Regions from separate parts of the Homo sapiens genome. Here region 1 is linked to region 2. Evidence: read pairs that join two places in POLR2A ChIA-PET (ENCODE). Cell type or tissue: A673. All regions are shown on one strand. Links, peaks and the distances in the headings refer to the core of each region. The heading gives the core; the rest is flanking DNA.

Evidence for each region. ChIA-PET counts read pairs that join two places held together with the same protein. Peaks named below come from ENCODE experiments on the same cell type or tissue, not always from the same donor. Only the 100,000 strongest peaks of a DNase experiment are listed, where the experiment ranks them.
Region 1: POLR2A ChIA-PET joins it to region 2 with 14 read pairs; 4 of 35 experiments call an interaction of 5 or more read pairs at or near these places.

Annotation. Positions count from the first base shown.
Region 1 is chr11:47,487,097-47,491,490 of GRCh38, reverse strand. It overlaps CELF1 (CUGBP Elav-like family member 1), which reads left to right. Exons shown (of 15, transcript NM_001376376.1): 4 at 2,467-2,654; 5 at 4,250-4,332. Among named protein-coding and RNA genes, the nearest start is that of RAPSN, 40 kb to the right of the region's middle. In A673, for the core only: no CTCF peak of the experiment used is centred there; no DNase peak of the experiment used is centred there; H3K27ac peaks cover 848 bases.
Region 2 is chr11:47,226,536-47,230,929 of GRCh38, reverse strand. The region is part of intron 3 of DDB2 (damage specific DNA binding protein 2); the gene reads right to left. Among named protein-coding and RNA genes, the nearest start is that of DDB2, 14 kb to the right of the region's middle. In A673, for the core only: no CTCF peak of the experiment used is centred there; no DNase peak of the experiment used is centred there.

The DNA of each region.
Region 1 (4,394 bases), core at 242-4,241, 260 kb before region 2:
CCCCTGTAAGTGTTGAATTATAAAAGATTCAAGGCTGGGTGCGGTGGCTCAGGCCTGTAATCCCAGCACTTGGGAGGCCAAGGCAGGTGGATCACTTGAGCTCAGTTCAAGACCAGCCTGGCCAACATGGCTAAACCCCAGCTCTACTAAAAATACAAAAATTAGCCAGGCATGGTGGCGCATACCTGTAATCCCAGCTACTCAGGAGGCTGAGGCATGAGAATCACTTGAACCTGGGAGGTGGAGGTTGCAGTGAGCTGAGATTACGCCACTGCACTCCAGCCTGGGCAACAGAGAGAATCTGTCTCAAATAAAAAATAAAGAAATAGGCTGGGCACGGTGGCTCATCCCTGTAATCCCAGCACTTTTGGAAGGCTGAGGCAGGCAGATCACCTGAGGTCAGGAGTTTGTGACCAGCCTGGCCAACATGGCAAAGCCCCATCTCTACTAAAAATACAAAAATTAGCTGGGCATGGTGACACGCGCCTGTAATCCCAGCTACTTGGGAGGCTAAGGCAGGAAAATCACTTGAACCTAGGAGGCAGAGGTTGCAGTGAGCCGAGATGGCACCATTGCACTCCAGCCCGGGCGACAGAGCGAGACTCCATTTCAAAAAAAAAAAAAAGAAAGAAAATATATAGTAATTAAAAGAAGGTGAGCTACTTTCATAGATTCAGCATTCTTAAGGATCTTCAGACACTATTCAGAAGATAGCAATGGTGGAAAAATGATTTTTTTGTTGTTGTTTAAAGAGAACTAGCACATTGGCTGGGTGCAGTGCTTCACGCCTGTAATCCAGCACTTTGGGAGACCGAGGTGGGCAGATCACCTGAGGTCAGGAGTTTGAGACCAGCCTGACCAATATGGTGAAACCCCATCTCTACTAAAAATACAAAATTAACCACGCATGGTGGTGCATGCCTTCAATCCTAGCTACTTGGGAGGCTGAGGCAGGAGAATTGCTTGAACCTGGGAGGAGGAGGTTGCAGAGAGCTGAGATCATGCCATTGCACTCCAGCCTGGGCAATAAGAGTGAAAGTCAGCCTCAAAAAAAAAAAAAAAAAACTAGCATGTTGTTTGGGATTGGATATTAGAACGTGGCAATTTTTGTATATGATTTTTAGATTAAGCAGATACTAACAGAAAAGCTAATAGTGCTAGATATTGGGAATTTAAGTTATTAATGGTTTAGATAAATGTTCAGAGTTAAATTTAGAAACAAATAGGACGAAGGACTTTGAAGTAGATGGTATGAGGCCAGGCGTGGTGGCTCACACCTGTAATCCCAGCACTTTAGGAGGCCGAGGCGGGTGGATCACCTGAGGTCAGTTCGAGACTAGCCTGGCCAACATGGTGAAAGCCCGTCTCTACTAAAAATACAAAAATTAGCTGGGCATGGTAGCAGACACCTGTAATCCCAGCCACTTGGGAGGCTGAGGCAGGAGAATCTCTTGAACCTGGGAAGTGGAGATTGCCATGAGCTGAGATCAGGCCATTACACTCCAGCCTGGGCAACAAGAGTGAAATTCCGTCTCAAAAAAAAAAAAAAAAAAAACAAGATGGTATGTTCTGAGTGGAAACATCTATAGTGTAAGAATTCACCTAGGTTGTTTACAGTGGCAAGATAGGAATGAAGGTATTAAAATAGCTGATTATCCTTCAGGTTCTAAAGGTAATAAAACTGAAATAGGAGAATTACAAGTACAATGTGATAGGACTAGAGAAACTTGGGATCGTTAAAATGGTTGCCCTCAGTAAGGGAATCTTAACTGGTCTTAGAGTAATAGCAGTAAATTGGATAACTCAGAAACAGAAAATCTAAAATGATGGTAACATTGTTTATGTTCATCGCACAATCATCTGGAAATATAAGAGGTGGAGCTCTGTTTTGGTCTGGAGACCTAACTCGAGCATTATGATTATACATGAGTCAGCTACATTCAAAGGCCAGCATTCTAGTCCTTAGTTTAATCCTTGAAAATCAAGTGCTTCTTTTCTAACTTCTACTGAAAGGAAACTTCACCTGTCATTGTATACATTGAAGTGTTCTGAATCTTATTTGTAATCAATAGTCCTTTGTTATTTTGTGGGCCTTTTTTTAAGTGTTTGTTTTGTTAACTATGCTTAAAAGTTATTAAAACTTGATCTTGTTTTGGGAGTTTTACCCTTTAAGTTCCTCCTCTAGCATGGTAATTCTCATGCTAGATAAGAAATGTACACTGTCAGTTCCCTGGTAACAGCTGGGATGTCCCAATCAGAATGGTGACTTTAGTTTGGCATCTGATGGAATGGGTGGCCATGGTGAGGGAGAACCAGGGAACTCTGGTAAACTGAATGGAAGTAGTGAAAGAAGTAGATTTTTTTTCCCTTACGTTCTCAGAACTAGTTAAGATCATTAAAGAAAAGAAAATTTCCTCTGGAAAGCAACATTATTACATAATAGAAGTTTCATTTTATCTCACACAGCTCAAAGAAAATGAACGGCACCCTGGACCACCCAGACCAACCAGATCTTGATGCTATCAAGATGTTTGTGGGCCAGGTTCCAAGGACCTGGTCTGAAAAGGACTTGCGGGAACTCTTCGAACAGTATGGTGCTGTGTATGAAATCAACGTCCTAAGGGATAGGAGCCAAAACCCGCCTCAGAGCAAAGGTTAGGGCTTTGGGTTTTGGTTTATCTTATTTTTTCCACTGACTCTCAGAGCAGGTGAGGGCTTTGGGTTTTTAACAGGATACAAAAAATTGGATTTTTATATGTAATTTCTTTCATGTGCATTCTCTCTGTCATTGCCAGAATACTCCTGTCTGTCTGTCTATTGGAAAAAATCTGTCCTTTTATAGTAGTAATATCTTGTAATCCAAACATATTTAATGGCTTTAAAAAGTTAAGGTGTTAGCATGAGGATAATTTGTAAATTGGGTCTTGGGCAGTCCTTTGTGAGGGTTCTAAATTTAAGAGACAGACTCACGTGAGTGTCTTATTTGACCTTGGGAACAGATAACAAAGATAAAATTGAAGTTAAACCACATAAAGTTTTCTTTAGTGTTTGGGCTAGCATAAGCTGAAGGAGAAAGACTGTCCACATACCCATTGGTTTCTTGTTAGTATTACAGAGGCCTTGCGGGATAGTTTATCAAATAGAAAGGATTTGTTTAGGCAGCTTGTTTGCTGTTGCCACAAAGTGAACAGGAGAGGAAAGGCGGAGCTGCTTCCAGAATTGCCTAGCAGAGTGGAAGTTTCACAAGACTGATGGTAGATAGGTATTAACTTTGCCCCGTATATACACACAGACATGTTCTTATTTTCCATTTTACCAGTTTTCAAATAATTTTCTGTGAAAGCTGTCCAACAGTGCAAATGTAAGCAAGCATGATTATCATATTGAAACTAGCTTAATAGCAGAGGATCTAGAAGCAGAGGAATTACTTTCTCTTTTTGGCATGGTTAACTAAAAATATAAAGTATAATAGTTTCTGAACATGACTGGCAATATAACCTTCAGTAATTTGTAGTTCTAACTGCTGCAGCATGATTTAAAAAAAAATCTATATTGTATCTCATGAGAATATGGGAGTGTCAGAACATTTAAGCCCAAGATTTACAAGATATACTTCCTCTCCTACTACCCAAAATAAAGATACAAAGCACAAAATCTACAGATCTGAGGCAGCACCATGTGCTTTTAGAAGCTTAATTATATTTGATGAGAACCAAGAGTCCAAAAAAAGATGTTAAGAGGTGCTTGCTCTTAAGTCATTTTATAATTTAATAAGTGATAATTATGTTTGAGGCATATGGTAGAATCTGGCTACGAAGTAGGGAGTGGTTTATTCTGAGAGAGCAGGGAAAGAAAGAGTTCCTGGTAGACTACAGGCTGCAAAAGTATAGAGCCCCATCTGTCTTCTTGTCTCATATACCACCTGGTGTTCCAAGTAGGGTAGGTTGAGTCAAATGGCACATGACCTTTCTTTATGAGAAGTCGTATTTTCCAGAGAAGTTACATGAGCAGCTAAATAAGACTTATAGTGTAACTAACTAGGAGGAGACTAAAACAATAAAGTGTATAGAAAATAATCTCTTATTCCTCTGCTAGATATTCTATTCGTTCTTTTCCACTACCCTCCCCCTCTCACTAATTTTAATAAACCCAGCCCTCTTTTAAGATCTGATCTGTCAGTGGAGGAAGGATTGCTCTAGGAATTCTCTGCTTTCCAAAGTTTGATTTTATGAAATCTTATTTATTGCAGGGTGCTGTTTTGTTACATTTTACACCCGTAAAGCTGCATTAGAAGCTCAGAATGCTCTTCACAACATGAAAGTCCTCCCAGGGGTAAGAAAGCTCCCACTAGTAAATGGAAATGTGGTAACTTTGATATGTGGGATATACTTACA
Region 2 (4,394 bases), core at 305-4,304:
AGGCTGGTCTCGAACTCCTGACCTCAGGTGATTGGCCTGCCTCGGCTTCCCAAAGTGCTGGGATTACAGGCGTGAGCCACTGCGCCCAGTCAGGCACTGTTTTAAGAACTTTACATCCCCAAGATGTAAAGTTCTCCACTTGTCCGCCTTTCTCCACCTTTTCCACTTCTTCTTTACGCTGCAGCTATCCCAGCCTCACAGACCTGTACAAGTTCTTCTATGCAACAACCACTTAGCTATCACAACATACTAACTGGCACATTCCCTTCCCTCTATAAAACATTCTAACCTCACGGTCATTCTAATGCTCATGGTCTGCCAAATGCTTGCTGGTAGTATGACAATCTTCGGCTCCCTCCAGTTGAGTTCTATGCTTACCAAACCAAGGGTTGGTTGTAGTTGTTCTCAAACCTGTTTATTCCAATTGTATCTTTTATTGCAATTAACACCAAATTTAATTAAGCATGTAAATTGATGAAATACATGCAAAAACAAAGGCCATTATTACTACTATAAAAGCCGTGTTGAAAGCTTTGGAAGAACTTGATAATGAGTTGCAAAAATAATAGCTATTGGCTGGGCACAGTAGCTCACATCTATAATCCCAGTATTTTGAGGGGCTGGGGCAGGAGAATCGCTTAAGGCCAGGAGTTCAAAACCTTGATGCAGTGGTGCAATCCTGGCTCAGCGTAGCCCCAACCTCCTGGGCTCAAGCAATCCTCCCGCCTCAGCCTCCCAAGTAGCTGGTGCTATAGGCTATAGGTGTGTGTCACCAATTTTTTTTTTTTTTTTTTTTTAGAGACAGGGTCTCACTATGTAACTCAGGCCAGTCTCAAATTCCTGGGCTCAAGCAATCCTTCCACCTCAACGTCCCAAAGTGCTGTTACAGGCATGACCCACTGGGTCCAGCCTCTATAAAAAATTATTAAAAATTAGCTGGGAGTGATGGTGCACACCTGTGCTCATAGCTATTCGAGAGGCTGAGGTGGGATGGTGACTTGAGCCCAGGAGTTCAAGGCTGTAGTTAGCTATGATCCTGCCACTGCATTCCAGCCTGGGTGGCAGAGCAAGACCCTGTCTCTATTAGGAAGAAGAAAAAAAAAAAAAAAAAGAAGAGCCATCAAATTAAGCATAGGGTGAGATACTTATAAAAGATTAAGGTAATAAAAATGTAAAAGGAATCTGCAATCAGATTGCTTCACAACTGTCTTACTTTGTATACTGAAAACCTTAAATTTGTATCAATGTCTTCAATTCAAAGTCAACACCACAGAGTTGATTCGAGTTTCTCTCTTTCCATGTTTATAATTCCCTTCTTTGACAGTGAAAAATGTGGTTCCCATTTTACTCAATATACTTACATATTTGATTAATCTCCTTGTATGTAACCAGTCTTCCACTATTGCTGCCACACACTCCCCAAATGCACGTCTTCCTTAGGATGCTTGGACTCTTTTACCCTCCCGAGGGCACAATCACCCTCTTCCCTCTCTCCACTCCCTCAACCATGCAGACACAACTTCCTTGCCCACATCAGGCGCCACGGCCGCCCCTCTCCATGCAAAAGCCCTGCTCACCCCACTTGACTCCGCCACCCCACTCTAGGCCTCCCTGTGGTTCAGCATCCTCAACCCCGCTTCAGACTTCACTATTCCATGCCCGGCCTCCTCTACTCTTCACCCCTGCCTACATGGATGCCCTTCTGATCTTGTTTGGGCCCAGTCTCTATGTACTGAGCTGCCACCTGCCACCTGTAATGACATTCACCTCAGCTTCAGGGGCCCCAGCATCTGGCACTTCCAGCACTGTAGCCTTCCCACTACGTAAACATCTATCTTGCTTGATCCTACCTAATGACTTTTGGTTTGAACTGTTCAGGAAGGGAAAAAGAAGATGAAGAAAGAGGAAGATAGATAGATAGATAGATAGATAGATAGATAGATAGATAGATATTTCTTTTTTTTTTTTTTTTTGAGATGGAGTCTCACTCTGTAGCCCAGGCTGGAGTGCAATGGTGCCATCTCAGGTCACTGCAACCTCCGCCTCCTGGGTTTAAACAATTCTCCAGCCTCAGCTTCCCAAGTACCTGGGATTACAGGCTCACGCCACCACGCTTAGCTAAGTTATGTATTTTTAGGAGAGATGGAGTTTCATCATGTTGGCCAGGCTGGTCTCGAACTCCTGACTTCAAGTGATCCGCCTGCCTCGGCCTCCCAACAGTCATGAGCCACCGGACCTGGCTGAGGAAGAGATATTGATCTTTCCTTCCTTTTTTTTTTTTTTTTTTGAGACAGAGTCCCATGCTGTTGCCCAGGCTGGAGTGCAGTGGCACAATCTTGGCTCACTGCAACCTCTGCCTCCTGGGTTCAAGCAATTCTCCTGCCTCAGCCTCCCGAGTAGCTGGGATTACAGGTACCTGCTACCATGCTTGGCGAATTTTTGTGTATTTTTAGTAGAGACAGGGTTTTGCCATGTTGGCCAGGCTGGTCTTGAACTCCTGACCTCAGGTGATCTGCCCACCTTGGCCACCCAAAGTGCTGAGATTACAGGAGTGAGCCACCGCACCCAGCCAGATATTGATCTTAAACCCTCCGTCTCCACAGACTAGAAAAAGAGGGAATAATTCCCAAGCTAAAGAGGGCAGCATAATTTTTTTTTTTTTTGAGACAGAGTTGTGCTCTGTCGCTCAGGCTGGACTGCAGTGGTGCACTCAGCTTACTACAACCTCTGCCTCCTGGGCTCAAGCAATTCACAGAAATCAGCATAATCTTTTTTTTTTTTTTTTTTTTTTGAGACAGAGCCTCACTCTGTTGCCAGGCTGGAGTGCAGTGGTACGATCTCACCTCACTGCAACCTCCACTTCCCAAGTTCAAACGATTCTCTTGCCTCAACCTCCCGGGTAGCTGGGATGACAGGAGTGCGCCACCACGCCCAGCTAATTTTTGCATATTTAGTAGAGACGGGGTTTCACCATGTTGGCCAGGATGGTCTCCATCTCCTGACCTCATAATCCGACCCCCTCGGCCTCCCAAAGTGCTGGAATTACAGGCGTGATCCACCACGCCTGGCCAGAAATCAGCATAATCTTGATACACAAATGTGACAAGGATTTGGCCAATTTTACACATGAACACAAATGCAAAGATCTTAAAATATTTGCCAGCTCAATCCAGTAATATTTAAAAACGATAAATATGTTATGGCCAGGATGAACTTATTCCAAGAATGCAAAGTTGGTTTAACTATTAAAAATCAATCGGGCCAGCTGGGCGTGGTGGTGGGTGCCAGCTTCTTGGGAGGCTGAGGCAGGAGAATTGCTTGAACCCGGGAGGTGGAGGTTGCAGTGAGCCAAGATTGCGCCATTGCACTCCAGCCTGGGTGACAAGAGTGAAACTCCATCTCAAAATTAAAAAAAAAAAAAAAATTCAGGCATCAAAAGAAACAATCGACAAAGTGAAAAGGCAATCTATGAAGTGGGAGAAGATATTTTCAAATCATAGATCTGATAAGAGGTTAATATCATGGCCGGGCGCAGTGTCTCACACCTATAATCCCAGCACTTTGGGAGGCCGAGGCGGGTAGATCACCTGAGGTCAGGAGTTCAAGACCAGCCTGGCCAACATGGTGAAACCCTGTCTCTACTAAAAGCACAAAAATTAGCCGGGCATGGTGGCGCATGCCTGTAATCCCAGCTACTCAGGAGGCTGAAGCAGGAGAATTGCTTGAACCCGGGAGGTGGAGACTGCAGTGAGCCGAGATTGAGCCATTACACTCCAGCCTGTACAACAGGAGCAAAACTCCATCTCAAAAAAAAAAAAAAAAAAAAAAAAGGTTAATATCCAGAATATATAAAGAACCCCTACAAAACAACAACAAATAACCCAACTAAAAAACAGGCAAACAGGAGTTCAAGACCAGCCTGGGAGACATAGCAAGATCCAATCTCTATAAAAAAAAATTTTTTTTTAACTTAGTAAGTCCTTTCTGTAAGAGACAGCGAAAAAAACAAAACAAAACAAAGTTAGCAAGGTATGATGGTGAGCACCTGCAGTCCCAGTTACTCGGGTGGCTAAGGCAGCAGGATCACTGGAGCCCAGAAGTTCGAGGCTGCAGTGAGCTATGATTGTGCCACTGTACTGCAGCCTGGGTGACCAAGTAAGACCCTGTTTCAAAAAAAAAAAAAAAAAAAAAAAAAGGCAAAGGACTTGAATAGACATTCCTTCAAAGAAAATATACAAATGGCCAAGAAGCACACGTAAAGATGCTCAATATCACTAATCATTAGAGAAATGCAAATGAAACTACACTGCTATCACCTCACATCCCTTAGGATGGCCACTATCAAAAAAACAGAAAAGGCCGAGCATGGTGGCTCACACTTGTAATCCCAGCAA